Regions from separate parts of the Mus musculus genome. Here region 2 is linked to region 1. Evidence: chromatin loops called from intact Hi-C (ENCODE). Cell type or tissue: heart. All regions are shown on one strand. Links, peaks and the distances in the headings refer to the core of each region. The heading gives the core; the rest is flanking DNA. Region 1 holds the start of Raver1 (ribonucleoprotein, PTB-binding 1). Region 2 holds the start of Cdc37 (cell division cycle 37).

Region 1 (9,074 bases), core at 730-8,729:
AGATGGCTCAGCGGGTAAGAGCACTGACTGCTCTTCCAGAGGTCCCAAGTTCAATTCCCAGCAACCACATGGTGGCTCACTCACAACCACCCATAATGAGATCTGACGCCCTCTTCTGGTGTGTCTTGAAGACAGCTACAGTGTACTCATATAAATAAATCTTTAAAAAGAAAGAAAACAAACAAAAGAAAGAAAGAGAGGGAGAAAGGAAGGAAGGAAGGAAGGAAGAAAGGAAGGGAAGAAAGAAAGAAAGAAAGAAAGAAAGAAAGAAAGAAAGAAAGAAAGAAAGAGGCCAATTTACAGTTTGCAGCAGGCACACCCATTTCCTCCCTGTTTGCTGGGGTCTCTAGACTTTGTGTTTGTCCTTTTCTACGGGGCTCCTTGAGGGTACTGAGCTGCCCCACTCCATTCCCCTGCCAGCCCCCAGAAATCCTGGAGATGTTGGTAAAGGCAGGGGCTTGCTTGTAGATGGTGGGTTTTAGCTGAGCCGTGAAAGTGGACATCCAAGACCTCACAGGCTTTGGGAAGTATAAGCACATCCTGGACAGGGCAGCTCTAGAAGCAAGGGCAGAATGAGTATGGAAGTGGCACTGGGGTGGACTTGTGAGAAGGACCCTGGTTAGGAGGACCCTGATTAGGGCTCCTCTGTTTCTGTGAATTGTTATCCTTAGTTTTGCCAGTGAGTCCTCCACATCTTCCAAGCCCCCCACTATCTTGGAGGTAGGGACATGGAGGCTTATAAGACTGCTTTCTGGATGGTCTGTTCCTGGCTTCCGAAGCAGCTCCAAATGATGCTGTGGACAAGATGCTCAACACTATAGTCTAAAGCCATGGGGACATGCTCAGGCCAAAGCCACTGCCACAACCAGACAGAGTGAGGGAAATGTCAAACAGATGGAGAGATGGTCTGTAACCTGTGCCTCAAATGCAGAAGTATGGAGGCCTGGGAGCACTTGACAGTAAGAAAGACACAGGGCTCCAGAAGCCATACAGGTGGGGCCTATGAGGGTAGAGACAGGGCCAGGCCATAATGGAGGTGTGGCTTGAGCCATGGGAAGGTCATGGAGTCAGTAGTTCCTGAAGTATGTCTTCTCCTTTAGGTTTCCCAGGGCCTATTCTAAGCCTGAGCAGGACCAACATCACAGAGCTGTCCATGGTCCATGGGACTTGCACACTGGTCATGCTGGAAAGTTATTCTGCCCCTCCTCTTGGAAGCTGGCTCAGCTTCATCTCCAGAACACCAAGAGGGACAATGGGCATGTCTTTTGCAGTGCCACCCTGGAGGTGGGTGGCTGACTCCTCACAAGAGCACCACTGTCCACCTGCATGCCCTGTTGAGTTGGTCATTCAGACCTTTTAAGATCTCCTCCCTCTGTCCTTGCTTGGGAAATCTTGACTCTTCCCTGGCCTTAATATCCTTCTATGGATATCTGGAGTGTCTGATCATGTGGTGGTTTTATAGATTGCTCCAAGACTGATCATGCCAAATGTCCCCAGCACTCTGTGTTACAAAGGTAGGATTCCTACTCTAAGTGTTACAGCTCAGATAGAAAGGCATCTTGGCAGTCAGAAGTCAAGGAATACCACAAAGTCATACCACACAACAAACCTCATACAAGAGATTTATGGGAAAACTACAAGAGAGTGGCTGCCTTTGCTCAGGAGACAGCAGCTAAGAGCTGAGTAGGAGACAGGCTTTATATAAAGAGGCTTTCCAGGATGTCTGCGGTTTGGTGGGATTCTATGGCCTGATCTTTGGACAATCTCGGGAATTGGTGGGATTCTATGGCCTGATCTTGGTGTTTTTTGTTTTTTTAAATCTCTGTTGTAGGTCAGGGCTTGGTTGTCTGGGGCAGGGCTTGGTTGTCTGGGGCAAGCACCTGGCCATTTAGACACCAGCGGTTAGAACCCACGTTTAGAGTAGCCAGGGGGGCAGGGCCTGGCCACGTGCACCTTGAGGGTTTTACAGCACACCTTGCAGTGCCAGGCCCAAGGCCATGAGCTCCAAAGCTCCGGCATGAGGGCACCAGGCATGGGGTACCTCATTACTTGTCAACCTAAACCACGACGGCACCTATCACTGCCAGGAAACTGGCCCAAGAACACCTTGCTCACAGTGACTGACATTCAAGGTAACGGAGGAACCTGTACGGTCTACAGGGGCAAGTTCAGCAGGAACCCAGGACACACATATGCACTTGGGTCTCTCTGTGCCGATCAAGGCCAGGATGGCCAACATCACTATGGGGGTGTTCATGCCCCTAGGGATGGTGACCACTGCAGTGGCGTCAGTGTACACCCTCAGGATGCAGAACCCGAGTGGCTGCTACCACTTGAGAAACAGAAGTACCTCTGTGTCTCTCAGCACACTGTCGTCCAAAGATACAGCCCAGGGTAAGTTGTCCTGAGACAGGGGAAGACCAAGGTCCAGACTGAGAGGAGGATTGGGCCGTATCAAGTTCCAGATCAATAAAACCTTCAAGGGCTGGAGAGATGGCTCAGTGGTTAAGAGCACTGACTGCTCTTCCAGAGGTCCTGAGTTCAATTCCCAGCAACCACATGGTGGCTCCCAACCATCTGTAATGAGATCCGATGCCGTCTTCTGGTGTGTCTGAAGAGAGTGACACACATTAAATGTACTCACATTAAAAAATATAAAAATAAATCTTTAAAATAAAACTTTCAGCATGATAGTGCACACCTTTAATCCCAGCTCTCTGGAGGCAGAGGCAGGTGGATCTCTGTGAGTTCAAGGCCAGCCTAGTCTACAGAGTAAGTTATTCCAGGACAGCCACAGAGAAACCCTGTCATGAAAGACAAACACACACACACATTAGCACTTGCCCATAGACTCCTGAAAGTAGTTTTCTGGTGCTAGAGAGATCCATGTCTGTCATTATAAACTGCTGATCTTTTCTTCCTTGTGTCTTTTGCCAGTTCCTTCCCCAGCTCCTGTTTAACTTTTTGCTTCCTGTGCTGTCTATCTCTACTACCCCTACCAAGTCTGCTGGAAATGAAACTCAGGGGTTGCCATGCTTAGCAGTTAGTCCTTTTTTTCTTTGTTTTTTGAAACCCTGACTTACTATGTAGACCAGGCTGCTTAGGCCTTCAGAGTGCTGAAAATAATGCCAGCATTTGTCGTTGTTATTTGGTTGTTTGTTTTTCTTTTTTGAATCAGGTTTATCTCAAACTTGAGTTGTATAGTAGGGAATGACTTTGAACTTCAAGTCCTGCAGCTTCCATTTTGGTTTTTCGAGACAGGATGTCTCTGTGTAGCCCTGGCTGTCCTGGAACTCACTCTGTAGACCAGGCTGGCCTCGAACTCAGAAATCCACCTACTTCTGCCTCCCAAGTGCTGGGATTTAAGGCGTGCGCCATCACTGCCTGGCAGCTTCCATTTCTAAAGTGCTGGAATTGCATGCGTACATCAGTACACCTAATTTTTGTCTGTCGTTTCATTTTCTCTTTTGAGACAGGATCCTCATGAATTTGATTTCCGTTGTAACTGTGGATGACATCATAAGATCTGCCTTCCCCTCTAAAGGGCTTAGATTACAGGTGTGTGCACCTGACCAACTCTTAAGGCGGTGTTAGGGATTCACGCCTGCCTATTCTCAATCCTGCCTTGTAAGGCGGCTCCATGTTGCAGCTCCGCCCTTTTATTCAATGGCCCAGAGTCAGGGGAAGGGGGCAACGCTCGCGGGGCTGGTTCTAGCCAATACGCTGAAAGGGGCCGGGAGAGAGGCGGGGCTTCCACCAACCAATCACTACACGCGACCTCCTTGCCGCTCTATGTCGCTCCGCCCTGAGCTCGCTGGTCCCAGAAGGCGCCGGGTTTCCCAAGATGGCGGCCGACGTGTCCGTTACTCACCGGCCGCCGCTGAGCCCAGAGGCGGAGGCCGAAGCGGAAACTCCCGAGACCGTCGATCGCCGGGCGCCCGAACAAGAGTTGCCGCCGCTCGATCCGGAAGAGATCCGGAAACGCCTGGAACACACTGAGCGCCAGTTCCGTAACCGCCGCAAGATACTGATCCGAGGCCTCCCGGGGGACGTGACCAACCAGGTATGGGGGGTGGGGGTGAGAGCGTGGCGGGAAACACCACGGTGCGCGTGCGCGCGCACGCGGGCGGGGGGGTGGAAACCGGGCGGTACCAACGCTGCTGTGAGTGGGGGCTCTCCCCAGTGTCATATCCTCTCCCAGGGTCGTGAAACATTAAGAACGAAGTGGAAAGGGCATGGTTAGGAAAAAGAAAAAAAAGAAAACACTTTAAAGTGCTGGTCGACGTTGCTAGGGGCGACCATCGGACTTGGGAGAGGCCAAGTGGTTGAAGGTTGCAGGTAGTTGGAAGGGGCAGGCAGCTGTGGCCCTGCTGAAATATGTACGGGAGACTGTGAATAGATTGATTGAAATAGATTCCAACTGACCCATGCATATTCAGAGGGTTGTTTCCCTCCTCTGCCTTCGGGTGACAGGAGCTCAAATCTGGAAGTTTCAGAATTAAGAGCATGGCTTTTCTTATCAAGCATAATCGACACCTTTTAGAGGTAGACCCGGAAGTTGGAGCTGCATCCCTCAATGCCTACTAGAATTGATTTGGGAAAATGAAGTCTCCTTTCGACATGAACATGCCGCGGTGGGGGGCGGGGGTTGTATTCTGTGGCACTTCCCTGTGGCTAATCTTGTCTGCCGGGACTGCCCTTCTATTGGGAACCCATGTAGAGCAGGGTGTGCAATGCTCTTTGGACCCAAGAAAGTGGTATCTCTGTTGCCCTGCCCGGTGGTGGTGGGATAGGCCCTTTCTGATTGCTGCTAAATTGTCTGCTCACTGGCTCACCCTAGTACCCCCTGCTCTATAGGCACATGGCTAGTGAAGCTGCAGAGGTGTTGGGGAACACAATAAAGGACCAGACAAGGAATAGACACTTGTGTGCATGGTGTCCTGCATATCTGGAACTGCCAGCCCTATCTCCTTGGGCTCATACACAGGTCATTTGGTGCAAGGAAGCCAGGCAACTTGCCCTGGAAGCCAGCATTCAAAACAGCAGCCCTGTCAACATGAGGGAGTTTGGGTGGCCCCTGCACCCACACAGTGTAGGGTCAGATAAGTGAGTGGGGTCCCTGGTCAGGTAGCATGCCCCCTGTTGTCATGACAGCCCTGGCCAGGTACCCCTGGGTAGCATGCCCCCTGTTGTCATGATAGTTTGTGTGTTTCACTTCTTACAGCCTCAGCTGTTTTCCTCTTGGAGAAAATGGCTTCATAATTAGCTGTGGACCGGTTTCAACCTTGCACAGGGGAATCAGACAAGTTGGGCAGCCTCCTTGAAGGTGTGCAGTTTGAGTTGTTGGTGTTCCTAGCATGTAATCTGCAGTCTTGCCCTGCACAAGATAGATTGTAGAAGATAGCTGTATGGACAAACAGCTATTCATTTATCTGCTTGAATGGAGGGTCCACCTGTAGGCGGCCTTGCCCAGTGACTCCCCGGCTTCTGCTTGTGTCTCTGCAGGAAGTACATGACCTCCTGAGCGACTACGAACTCAAGTACTGTTTCGTGGACAAATACAAAGGGACAGGTTTGTGGGTCATGGATGGACAGGGCAATTATGACATGACAGTCCCCAGTGGTAACAGGACCTGGCTCAGCATCTGTTCTGAATTGTGGGTCCTGTGTTGTGTCAGAGGAAGCAGATCCTTGTTCTGTCTGTCCGTGTCTTAATTTTTTTGAGGCGGGGACTCACATGAAGCTGAGGTTGGCCTTGAACTCCTAGAGATCCACTTACCTGCTTTTGCTTCTTGAGTACTGTGATTAAAGGCAGGCACCACCCACCCTTGTCAGTTCCTTTATCTATTGTGTGTGTGTGTGTGTGTGTGTGTGTGTGTGTGTGTGTGTGTTAGCATAGGCAGCTAGTGTGGAAGTTAGAGGACAATGTTCTAAAGTCAGTTTCCCCTTGCTGAGGCAGGATCTCTCGTGGTTCTGTCTTGCTGTATATTCTGGGCAGTTCTATCTTAGACTATGAGGAGGGCTGTGATGACGGGTGCATAGGAGAGCATGCATATACTCATGAGAGTCTGGGGCTGGAACTCGGGCTTAGGTATGGCAGCAGACTCCATTTTCCAGCCTTCTTCTTTCCTTTCTTTGAGGCATGGATTTAGGCTGTAGCCCAGATTGTTCTGGGGTTCATGGTGTGCCCAGTATCCTAAAGCTTGTAGCATTCCTTTAGCTTGTACCACTCCTTTGCCTTTTCTTATGTTGTAGTTTTCTTTATTTGATGTGTATGGGTGTTTTGCCTGAGCACCATTTGCGTGTTTGGTGCCCACTGAGGCTGGCAGAGGGCACCAGATTTCATGGAACCAGAGTTAAAGAGGGTTATAAGCTGCCGTGTTGGTGCTGGGAACCAAACCCCATCCTTGCAAAAGCAGCAAGTACTCTTTAAGTGCTGAGCTATCTCTCCAGCCCCATTTTTGGTTTTGGACTTTAGGTTTTACTTAAAGCAGAGTCTCATATAACCCAGATTAGAGTTAAATTTATTGTATAAGTGGGTTGGCCTTAAACATCAAGACACCCCCCTGCCTCCGCTTGCAAAGTGCAAGGCTTGTGATCCGTGTGTCAGTGTGCTCAGCTCCCCAGTGCTCTTACTTGTCTCTTCCTAACCCAGGCCCACTGGGCACCCTACTCTGCCATAGGCTGTATGGAGTGCTCAGCCCTATGCCCTTGGGGTAAGACTTGGCAGCGTTGACTTCCCCTGTGAAGGCCATCAGTGAATGTCTATGCTTTCCTGCATTGTGCCAGGTGTTTAGACCATGGAGCACCTTCTGACAACTTAATGTGGAGAGGAATGTGCCCCTTCTAACACCTACCTGACAGGCCAGGCAGTGGTTAAGATCCTGGCCATTGGAGGCGTGGTCACAGGTTGGAATCTTGGTCTGTGTTTACTCTATGGGATTGTATAGGAGTAACAGCAGTGGATGCAGACTGAGTGTGCCTGACACAGACTACTTAGAGCACAGCTGCTGAAGGCTGGGGAGATGGCTCAGCATTTGTCAGATAAGCATGAGGACTGCAGTTGGAACCCCAGCAGCTACAGGAATGCTGGGTGGGCTGGCATGATGACCCACTTGTAATAGAAGTGTGTGGGAGGTGGAGCCAGTCTCCTGAACAAGCTGGGTAGGTAGATTAGCCAAATTAGCAAGCATTAAATAAGAGACAACTTCTACCTATACCTGTGCGTACACTCACTGTAAACATGCATGTATGCCTGTTTACCATACTCATACACATGCAAGAAAAAGAGTCTAGGTATCAACAAAGCAGACCTGGTGCAGTCATCCCACCACAGGGCTTGGAGCATACCAAAAGCCAAGGATATTTAAGTCCCTTTTAGAAAATAACATGGTAGGGTGTGGCACACAGCTTTAATCCTCGCACTTGGACTGCAGAGATAGCTTGATCTCTGAATTTGAGGCCAGTCTGGCCTATAAATCTAGCTCAGGTCAGCCAGGAAACAAACAAACAAACAAAAAGGAAGCAGAAAGCAAGTAAGCAAATACCATCCTGGGAGCAAGTGAGATGGCCCAGTGGGTAAAGCTGTTTTGAAAGTTGTGCTCTAACGTTGGAGGCAGAGCATCAGATCAGACTACTCTTGGCTACATAATACACTTGAGGACAGGCTGAGGTACATGAGGCCTTCAGAAAGGCAGGAAGAAGGCAAAATGAGGTTATGGGATCAAAAGCAGTAGGGGCACAGGGGTACAGAGCCAGGATCTAAGAGAGGAACTAGCTTAGGTTTGGTAGGGCAGTCAGGTAAGTAAGTGGGCAGAGCTCAGGCAGGAGGAGCCCGGCAGGCACCAGAAAGCAGTACTGAGTGTTGTTAGGGGAGCTGGGAGCACCCGAGCTGGGCTGCCTCAGGAGGGTCTCTGAACAAGGCTCCTGTGGCTGTGAAAAGGATTGTGAGTGAGGAGACCAGAGGGGCAGAACACGGCTCTGGAGACCAACTACTGAGTGAGTATTTGTTGTATTCTTGTGTGTGTGTGTGTGTGTGTGAGTGTGTGAGTGAGTGAGTGTGAGTGTGTGTGAGCGCACATGTGCGTGTGTGGTTTACTAGAGATTTCATTTAGGACTTCTTGAATGCTAGGAAAGTGCTCTACTGCCTAAGTACATCCTTAGTCCTTATCTTTGTTTTGTTTTTTAATTTTGTGGTGCTAAAGATGAACACTTTTAACTCCAGCCTCAGGTCTCATTTGTGTTTTTTGAGACAGTGTAAGTCACAATGTACCCAAAGATGACCTTGATTTTCTGATAACCCTGGTTTAGTCTTGTGCTGAAGTGACAGGTGTGTGCTGCCATTCCACAAGATAGAACCCAAGGCCTCATGCATGCTAGGCAAACACTCTACCAACTGAGCTGTTCTCATCCCAGCCCTTGGGTTTTTATAGCCCAGGCTGACTTTGAACTCTGTTCTCCTGGCCCATGTTGCAGATGTTGGGATCACAGCCACAGCCTGGCTCTTGGGTACTGATCTGGTTCTGTTGATTCTCCACCAAAGATGGTGGGTGTGAGGGCTAACCGACTCCCATTTGACCTTTAAGAAGCCAGAACCATTAAGAGTTTGGGGCTTAGGGGCTGCAGAAATGGTTATGAGCACTCACTCCTATCCAACAGTTCTGAGTTCAGTTCCCAGGCACCCACATGGCAGCTCATGCCTGTCTGTGGCTGTCTTCTGGTATGCAGATATACATGCAGATAAAGTACCCATATACATGAAATACACAAGTAAATCTTTTTAAAAATAAAAGAGTTTGGGGTTGGAGCTCAAGTTGGTTCAGTGACCGAGAGCACCGGCTGATCTTCCAGAGAACCCAGGTTCGATGCCCAGCACCCACATCATGGTTTACAACCACCTATAACTCCAGTTCCAGGGACTCTAAAACCATCTTCTGGTCTGCACAGGTACCAGGCACATATGTGTTATGGAGGGACTGGTGGAAATCCAAGGCTCCAGCTGACTGGATTCTGCTTTCCAGTAGTAGATGTTCTATTCACACCTGGTTTAGAGGGCCCAGGGTAGAAAGACAGGT
Region 2 (9,074 bases), core at 383-8,382, 58 kb before region 1:
TAGAGGAAATCCATGATCTAGATGTCCTACCTTCCGGGAGTCAGCGCCCCCACCCACTTCCCTATACAGCTGACAATCCACAACTTACCTTGCTAGGAAAAGGGGCTGGAGAGAAGAGCCCCGCCCTCTCTGGCCTGGGGTCAGGACAGTGGGAGGGGACGGGTGTCCAGACCCTTTGTTTGCTGCTAGGTGTGGGTATATGGGAGACCCTCCAGATGTATGTCGGTCATGCGCGTGCCCAGGCTGGGATAGACTGCTCCTGCTGCTGTGGTGAATTGCCAAGCTGGAGGAAGAGGTGGGGAAGAGAAAGGGGACTCGCCAGCTCTTCCCACCCACTCAGGAGTTTGAGCGCGAGGGGGAGGGGCCACAGCGGGTAAGGGTTTTTATGCCCACCAACCCTGCGGTTCCATGGACAGGAAACACCCCCAAATCTGCAGATCTTTATTCGTTTCAGAAAGCCCCCTCTCCAACAGCTCCGGAAAAGTTGGGGAGGGACCCTTCCCAAGCCAAAAGGCTAGCACTCCTCTCCTTCCACCTGACACCATCGCAAAATACATCCCTTAATCTGGGATATTCCTGGTTCCAGGATGCATCGTGAGTTTCTAAATCCTGTTCAAAGCATTGAAAAGGATGTGCGACCCTGAGTACCTCAAACTAAGATAAAATGGACTCCTTCAAGCCCCAGCCGAAATACAGAGGTTAAGGGGAGCTGGAAGAGGCTGTGGACAACTCCATAAAGTGAAGACCAGAAAAGACCTGTCCAGTGCCTTCGGGGGTCCCCCTAGGGGTAGGGCTGTCAACACTGTCGCTGCTTAAACCTTAGCGACACCCAGAGGCGGAGAAAGGAGACATTTTTAGGTGAGGGATTCTGGAGGGCTGCAGGAACTGCTTACACGAGTGGGAGTGGCGCGCGTGGTGGTGGTGGTGGAGTATGAAGACTGTGTTAATCACCATCTGCTTCTGATCCCCACACAAGGCGAAGTCTGTAGCATCCGGCATGTACCAACCCTGACTGAAATATTGCTTTCTGTCCCAGAGCAGGGTTAAGTCAGAGGGCGCTCCGCTTGCAGCAACACCAAGACTAAAGACATGAGTTTAATACCTGGGATCGCCATTGGGGAAGAAGACAACTGACTCCCGGAAGTTGTTTTCTGACTTCAACATGTGCATTCTAGAACTCACCATCTTCCCCATAAATAAATCAATCTAATATTTCTTTCTTTCTCTGGCTATCCTGGTACCCACGAGGTAGACAAGCTGGCTGCCTCCACCTCCCGAGTGTGCCACCACCACCAATGAATGAATGTAATTTCTTAAGTACTGGAGCTGATGAGATGGCTCAGTGGGTAAAGATGCTGGCTACCAAAGCTGGACGACTAAAATTTGATTCACAGGGCCCACAAGGTAAAGAAGAGAACTAACTCTAGTAAATTATCTTAAGACCTTCACATTGTGCACCCTGCCTGGTGTGCGTGCCTAACACAAACACACACACACACACACACACACACACACACACACACCGAACGCACGCTCAGACTTTTTCTTTTTTTGTTTTCTTTTTTTTTTTTGTTGTTTTTTGTTTTGTTTTCTTTTTTTCCCACGGGACAGGGTTTCTCTGTATAGCCCTTGCTGTCCTGGAACTCACTCTGTAGACCAGGCCGGCCTTGAACTCAGAAATCCGCCTGCCTCCGCCTCGCAAGTGCAGGGGTTAAAGGCGTGCGCCACCACTGCCCGGCCAGACTTTTCCTTTAAAGGCCTGAGCTGGGGAGACGGTTTAGTGCCACCAAGCCTGATGAACTGAATTTGATCAGTGGGATTCACATGGTGGAACAAAACTGACTCCAGAAAGTTGTTTTGATGTTCACATGTGTACAAACACATACAAAATTAATAAAATGTCATTTTAAAAACCTCCTTATTTAGCTGAACATGGTGGTGCACACCTTTAATACTAGCACTTGAGAGGCAGAAGCAGGCGGATCTCTGAGTTTGAGGCCAGCCTGGTCTACAAAGCAAGTCCAGGACAGCTGGTTACACTAAGAATCCCTCTCTGGGGGTAGGGTGTTGGGGAGAACAGAAAAAAAACCCTGACTTATTTATTTTATGTGTATTGTGTCTGCATATATGTCGGTGTGAGTATCAACCCTTCTGGAGCTGCAGTTACAGACAAATGTGAGTTGCTATATGGGTGCTGGGAATTGAACCTGGGTCCTTTGAAAGAGCAGCCAGTGCTCTTAACTACTGAGTGGTCGCTTCAGCCCCTAAGATGTAATTTAAAATTTTATTTATTTACTTATTTATTTAGCCAGGTGGTCCTGCTATATGCCTTTAGTCCCAGCATTTAATCTTCAGAGGCAGAGGCAGTCAGAGCTCTGAGTTCTAGGCTATTCTGGTCTATAGAGTGAGTTCCAGGACAGCCAAGGCTACACAGAGTAATTCTGTCTCAAAACAAACAAACAAACAAACAAACAAATAAATATTTTTTAAAATTTAAGGGCAGATCTGGTGTAGTGGGGCACACCTTTAGCCCCAGCACTGGGGAGAAGAGGTAGAAAGATCTGTTAGTTTGAAGTCAGCCTGGTCTACATAGTGAATTCCAAGACAGCCAGAGCTGTCTTATATACAGTGAGACTCTGGTGGGGGTGGGGGTGGGGTGGGAATTAAGGGCAAACATGATTAAAAAAAACAAATTGTATATTAATGTTTTGTCTGCAAGTATATCTGTCCACCACATGCATGCCTGGTGTAGTCAAAGGCCAAATGGGGACATAATATATATATCCTGGGTTGGACTTACAGATGGGTGTGAGTGGCCATGTAGGTGTTGGGAACAGAATCCGGGTGCTCTGGAAGACCAGCCAGTCTCCAAACTATTGAGCCAACTTTCCAGCCTCAATTTTGACTTTTTTTTTTCCATTTTTTATTAGGTATTTAGCTCATTTACATTTCCAATGCTATACCAAAAGTCCCCCATACCCACCCACCCCCACTCCCCTACCCACCCACTCCCCCTTTTTGGCCCTGGCGTTCCCCTGTACTGGGGCATATAAAGTTTGCGTGTCCAATGGGCCTCTCTTTCCAGTGATGGCCGACTAGGCCATCTTTTGATACATATGCAGCTAGAATCAAGAGCTCCGGGGTACTGGTTAGTTCATAATGTTGTTCCACCTATAGGGTTGCAGATCCCTTTAGCTCCTTGGGTACTTTCTCTAGCTCCTCTATTGGGAGCCCTGTGATCCATCCATTAGCTGGCTGTGAGCATCCACTTCTGTGTTTGCTAGGCCCCGGCATAGTCTCACAAGAGACAGCTACATCTGGGTCCTTTCGATAAAATCTTGCTAGTGTATGCAATGTTGACTTTTTTTTTTTAGAGTGTTGTTTGTATAACAACCCTGACCGTCCCTAAAATTACTCTGTAGGCTAGGCTGGCCTCGATCCGCCGGCCTCTGCCTCCGGAGTACTGGCATAGCGCCACTACCGCCCAGCCAATTTTGACTTTTTGACAGTGTCAATATGTAGCCCTGGCTGGACTAGAACTCCTGGAGAGCCACCTGCTTTTGCCTCTAGCGTACTTGGATTACCGTGGGCCACCACGCCCAACGCGACTAACCTTTTGTTTCTAAAGGATGGTCAGTCTGGTTTCGGCGGGAACTTCCAGAAGGCCTCACCACATACTCCTGGCCCTTTAAAGAAGACCTCCGGTTGCCAATGCCGCCGACTCCCGTTGCTAAGGACGTAACGTCCCGCGCCGACGCTGGGGCGGGGCCGTCCTGCGCGGCGCCCTGGGCGGAAGCGGAAGGGGCGGGGCTCGCCGAGCGGACTCTCTAGCCCTTGTGGGTCCCTGTTCAGCGCCCGGCCGTGTGGAGCCCCGGGAGCCAGTCCGGGCCTCCGAAGCGAAGATGGTGGACTACAGCGTTTGGGATCACATCGAGGTGTCGGACGATGAGGACGAGACGCACCCCAACATAGACACTGCCAGCCTCTTCCGCTGGCGGCACCAGGTGGGGCTGTGCGCGCTCATCCCCTTCCCCCCCACTCCCGGGACCCCCCGCTCTAGAGTTCTGACCTCTTCCCCAGGCCACCTGGCGTGGGGGCGGGGGAGACCTTAGTTATTGACATCTGGAGCCGCCTGCTCCACAATCTAGACTTTTCTCTTTCTTTTCTTTTCTTTTTCTTTTTTTTTTTTTTTGAAACAAAATTTCACTGTGTAACCTTCCCTGGCCTAGAACTTGCTGTGTAGAACAGGCTGGTTTCTAACTCACAGTGATCCTCCTGCCTCTGCCTTCCCAGTACTGGGATTAGAGACATGTGCCTTCATGCAGGGCCGGACTTTTTAATTCCATCCCAGGACTCCTGGCTTCTTCACCGTAATTCTTGACCTGTATCTCCAGGCGTTCTCTCTGTGCTATGGTTCTCTTCTGTTTGTAAGTTTATTTATTGTGTGTGTTCCCGTGTGCACGTGGCACAGCATGCCTATGGTGATCACAGGATAACTTGTAGAAGTTGGGCCTCTCTTTTCACCATGTTGGAACTGGCTGTGGAACTCCAGTCGCCCCACGTTGCCACAAGCACCTTTACACTCTGAGCCATTTTATCAGTTGGTAATACTTTAGTCAGAGTCTTGCCTCTCCCCATCCCCAAGCTGACCCTTGTGTGTAGGGTCCCCACTATCCTGTGCAGAACCTTCTGTTCTTCCTCAGAGTCTGGACCCCAGGTTCTGTTAGGTGATCTCATAGCCCAGCCACGCACCCACTTCATATTGCACGTCTCCCTTCTGCCTCTCCTCACTACTTAGAGTCTGGAGCCACAAAACTTCTGACTATGGCATCTATTTCCCAGGATCTTAGGCATGAATTTCTATTAAAGGCCCAGAGACGACCCCCTCCCCCCCCAACTTCCAAACTAAATGAGCCCTTAATTTAACTGTCAATCTTAGCTTGCAGCTGGGATTCCCCAGTCCAGGATCCCTTTCCCTGGGTTATAGACTTGAGTCCCACATGGGACATACCTGTAGAGCCCCCTTATCCTCTGTATTTGACCTCCATCTCCACTCTTGCCCATCATTCAGTTCCAGTGGCTCTCCTTATTCTCACCTCCTGTAGACTCTTATTTCCTGTTACTCCAGGAAACCCCACCCACCTAACTTCCTGTTAGAACCTCTGCTCCTTCTAGTATAGTAAGTAGACCCTCTCCTTCCCACCTTGGCTCCTATATGAACTGTAGCCATCTTTGAAAATTCACCAAACCAGGAGCCAGATGATGATGACACACATTTTTAATCCTAGCTCTCAGGGGGCAGAGGCAGGCAGGCCTGTGAGTTCAAGGCCAACCTGGTCTACAGAGAGTTCTACAGCTAGCTAGGGCTACACAGAGAAACCCTGTCTGGAGGGATGGGGCCGGGAGTCGGGTAGGATAAAGAGAGGGGGGAGGGGAGGAAGAGAAAGAAAAGACAGCTCACCAACCCAGAAAACCAAGCCTGTCCTGTCCTACCTGCCCGTTCCCTCCAGCTTCATCTGTCTCTCTCCAGGGTTCAGAGCATCCTAGTTAACTCTGGACCTCCCAGATAATGTTCCCACATAACCTTACTTTCTGAGCATGGTAGCACACCTGTAAACTCAGGTCTTAGGAGGAGGACGAGGAAGGAGGATCTGGGATTCAGAGTCAGTCCTCGATATAGGGCAAATTCTAGGCTAGCCTGGACTACATGAGACAATATCAAAAACCAAATGGGCTGGAGTTCAGTTGTATGGCATTGCCTTGGGCTCCATCTCTAGCACTGCTTAAAAACTAGCCATGGTGGGGCAGGCCTGTAGTCTGAGCACTGGGGAGAGGGAAGCAGGAGGGTCAGAAGTTCAAAGTCGTCAGCCACGGTAAGTGTGAGGCTGGCACAGGCTACAGGGGATCCTGTCAACCACCAAGCAAATAAAATACAGTCCTCTGCAGTTTTACATCTCTCCAAAACAGACGCCCCAGATTGAGACCTTAGAACCCCAAGTGTGAGCAAGCCATGCTCTTGCCCCTCCCTTGTGCCATCATTACCTGCAGGCCTGTAGCATACTACCAAGATGTGAGGGTGGCCTGGATGTGTGGTTCAGTGGTAGAGTACTTCTCTAGCGTGCAAGAGGTACTGGGTTCCAACTCTGTCGCAGCAGTAAAGAGACAATGGCCTAACCTGCTCCCCAAATTAAAACTTCTATACCCATATACCTGTGTGTCTTATACTCTTTGTTTAAGTTACATCTTAATTTTTTTGTGTGTGTTAATTCTTATGTATGTGTGCCGAGGTATCCTTGTGGCAGTCAAAGGATAACTTGATAGAGTCCACTTTCTCCTTACATGTGGGTTCTTGGGATCAAACTCAAGTCATCAGGCTTGGTAGCAGGCCTTTTCCCACTGAGTCCTCTCATTGGCCCCTGTGCTTGTTATACTCTCAAGCTGAGGGCAGGTACTTTCCATTTAGGAATTTTGCATCTCACCTTCTTGGGGAAAACTTCTCATTACTCCTAGAAAGTCCTTCCCCATCCTCCCCAAATCCAGCATTCGGCTCCCAGTCCCACCCACACACCTATTCCTTCCAGTTTCCTGGGAAGACCACCTGCCAGGCAGCAGTGTGTGGCAGCAGAGAAGCCCAGTGCCTCGCATAGCATTGTATTAGGAAGCACTGAAGAGCCACACACAGCTGCAGAACCATTCCTGGGAACACCTATTTCTGTTCTCTGAAGGTTTGTCTTCCTGCCGGGTGGGAGGGCCTCTGGTCTGCCGGGTGGGAGGGGCCTCTGGTCTGCTGCCGGGTGGGAGGGGCCTCTGGTCTGCTGCTACAGGCTTTGTTTCCTGTCTTGCTGCCATGGCTGTAATACTGAGGAGGGAAGTGGGGCCTGCTGCCCTAGCACATGTGGGAGGACAGGCAGGCTCTGGTGTACACGCTGACTTTACCGTGTTCTATGTCCATCTGTGAGGGGCTGGATTCCTAAGCGCTGAGCAGACGCTTGACAGCGCACATTTCAGGTCTGTGGCCCTGGTGCGCTCTGACTTGGAGGGCTCTCTGGCTGCTCTAACTTTCCTGAGATGGGAGTAGGACCCGGGTGCTCTGTGCAGTCTGTAAGACTTAGAACCCCAGTGTTTAACAACGGCTTCTCTTGGGATAGTTCCTGCCATCACTGCTTAGGTGCTTGTGATTTCAGAACACATTTGAAGCCAGATGTGACAGTGCATGGCTGTCATCTCAGCACTTGAGCGAGAGAGAGGCAGAAGCTATCCTTTGCCACATAGCAAAGGTGAGCACCTGTGTAAAAATAAACAGCAGGGGCTCTGCAAGGTAGCTCAGTGGGGGAAGGCACCGGTCACCTGAGTTTGATTCCAAGAGAGAAGGGACAACTGCAGGGTGTCCTCTGACCTCCGCATCCACACTATGGCACACATCTGTTCCTGCCACCATGCACACAATAAATTAAAATTTGAAATTAGCCAAGCAGTAGGGACCCTTGATCCCAGCACTGGGAAGCTGTGGTGGATCTCTGTGAGTTCAAGGCCAGCCTGGCCTAGAGAGGGAATTTCAGGACAGCTAGGGCAGAGAAATGTTGTTGTTGTTGTTGTTTTTTAATAAAATAATTAATTAATTAATTTTTAAAAATCTGGCTTGACCTGCTGTTGCAGGCTTGTGTTCCCAGCTCCTGGGGATGCTGAGGCAGGAGACCAGCATTCAAGGCCAGCCTCAACAACATAAGGCAACACCAGGTCAAACTAGGAAATACAAAAGGGCGGTGTGCAGTATGTGCAGCTCAGTAGCAGGCCGCTTGGGGAGCAAGTGCGCGACACTGGGTTCAGTCCCTGATCCCTGACACTGGGTTTAGTCCCTGGTAGGTCCCTACCAAAAAAAAAAAAGATGTGGAGGTTTGGGAAAGGGGGAGTGAGTTCCCAGCCCACCCTCCTAGGCTCTGTGGCCAGACATGTGGTATGTGCGGTTTCGTCTGGCTCCTTCCAATGTGCTCTATGGTGCCAGAATTCTGAGAACCTTTGTGTCCCTTCTGTAAGGGACACCCATGCCATCCTGTTACTTGTATAAGCCTGGCCAGCCAGGTGGCTGCTGTCACCAACACCACAGTCCCTGTTTTTAGCTTCAGCCTCCCTGGCAGCTACTCAGAGGACACTAGGGAGAATGGTGGCGGTCAGAAGCCAGCAGCCTGGCAACTTCCTGCTGCTCTGGGCTCTGGTCAGTGACTTAGGAGAGCAGGCCAGGGCTGCTGTGTCAGGACTTACCATGTGTGCACATAAGTGGGTTCATATAGAGGACACGGGAGACAGGTGTCCTGCTTCCCAGCTCTGTTCATTCTCTTGAACAGGGTCTCTCACTGATCCTGGAGCTAGGCTGGAGGTCAGCAGGTCCCAATCATCCTTCTGTCTCTGCTCCCTACAGTACTGGGGTTACAGGTGGCAGTCTATTTGAGTGCTGGGAATGTAAAGGCAGGTCTCATGTTTGGGAGCCCTGTCACTAAAAGCAGTTCCTCTGTAGCCATCCCCTGTGCAGCCTCTACCCTCCTGTGCTCCTTACTGTAATGCTTGGGCTTTTCATCAAGTGTGTTTGTGTGACAGAGTGCATGTGTGCAGGGCAGCTTGAAGAGTCACCCTTCTCCTTCCACCATGTAGATCCAGGGGTCATCAGGCTTGGCTGTGCGTCCTGCTGAACCCTCTGACCTCATGCTTTGGTTTTTCTCCCAGTGTGTGAGCACTCGTGCATGTTGGTTTGACTTTTCACTATCAGGACACTGTTCAATAAATTACACCAGGGGCAGATGAAGTTGCACACCTGAAATCGCAGTGCTGGGAAGACTAAGAGGAGCGTCTGCGTGTAGGAGCTTAAGGCCAGCCTGGCCCACATGCAAGGGCCCATCTCTGAATGGATGAATGAATGAATGAATGAATAACAGACATCATGACACATGACGTGAGACCCAGTGCTTAGTAACGTGCCTGCCTGGTATTATAGACCTGTCATCCTGGCTGTCCTGAGGCTGAGGAGAGAGGATTGGAAGAGCAGGGACCCCCCCTAGACTACACAGTGACTTCTGATCTAG

The links. Peaks named below come from ENCODE experiments on the same cell type or tissue, not always from the same donor. Only the 100,000 strongest peaks of a DNase experiment are listed, where the experiment ranks them.
Region 2: a loop joins it to region 1, with 2.1 times the contacts of the local background. A loop is called at or near these places in 10 of 42 quality-filtered maps.

What each region holds. Positions count from the first base shown.
Region 1 is chr9:21,086,748-21,095,821 of GRCm38, reverse strand. Raver1 (ribonucleoprotein, PTB-binding 1) reads left to right here and starts at 3,823. Exons shown (of 13, transcript NM_027911.4): 1 at 3,823-4,063; 2 at 5,506-5,572. The coding sequence starts at 3,845. Gm38431 (predicted gene, 38431) reads left to right here and starts at 3,814. Exons shown (of 17, transcript NR_038081.2): 1 at 3,814-4,063; 2 at 5,506-5,572. In heart, for the core only: no CTCF peak of the experiment used is centred there; DNase peaks (open chromatin) are centred at 2,146, 3,761 and 5,081; H3K4me3 peaks cover 2,940 bases; H3K27ac peaks cover 1,958 bases.
Region 2 is chr9:21,144,686-21,153,759 of GRCm38, reverse strand. Cdc37 (cell division cycle 37) reads left to right here and starts at 3,826. Exons shown (of 8, transcript NM_001378796.1): 1 at 3,826-4,004. The coding sequence starts at 3,903. It overlaps Gm35977 (a long non-coding RNA gene), which reads right to left and starts at 3,792. Exons shown (of 4, transcript XR_870568.3): 1 at 3,614-3,792; 2 at 894-1,027; 3 at 89-283. In heart, for the core only: CTCF peaks have their summits at 809, 3,731, 3,950 and 7,754; DNase peaks (open chromatin) are centred at 909, 3,789, 6,809 and 8,129; H3K4me3 peaks cover 4,417 bases; H3K27ac peaks cover 3,016 bases.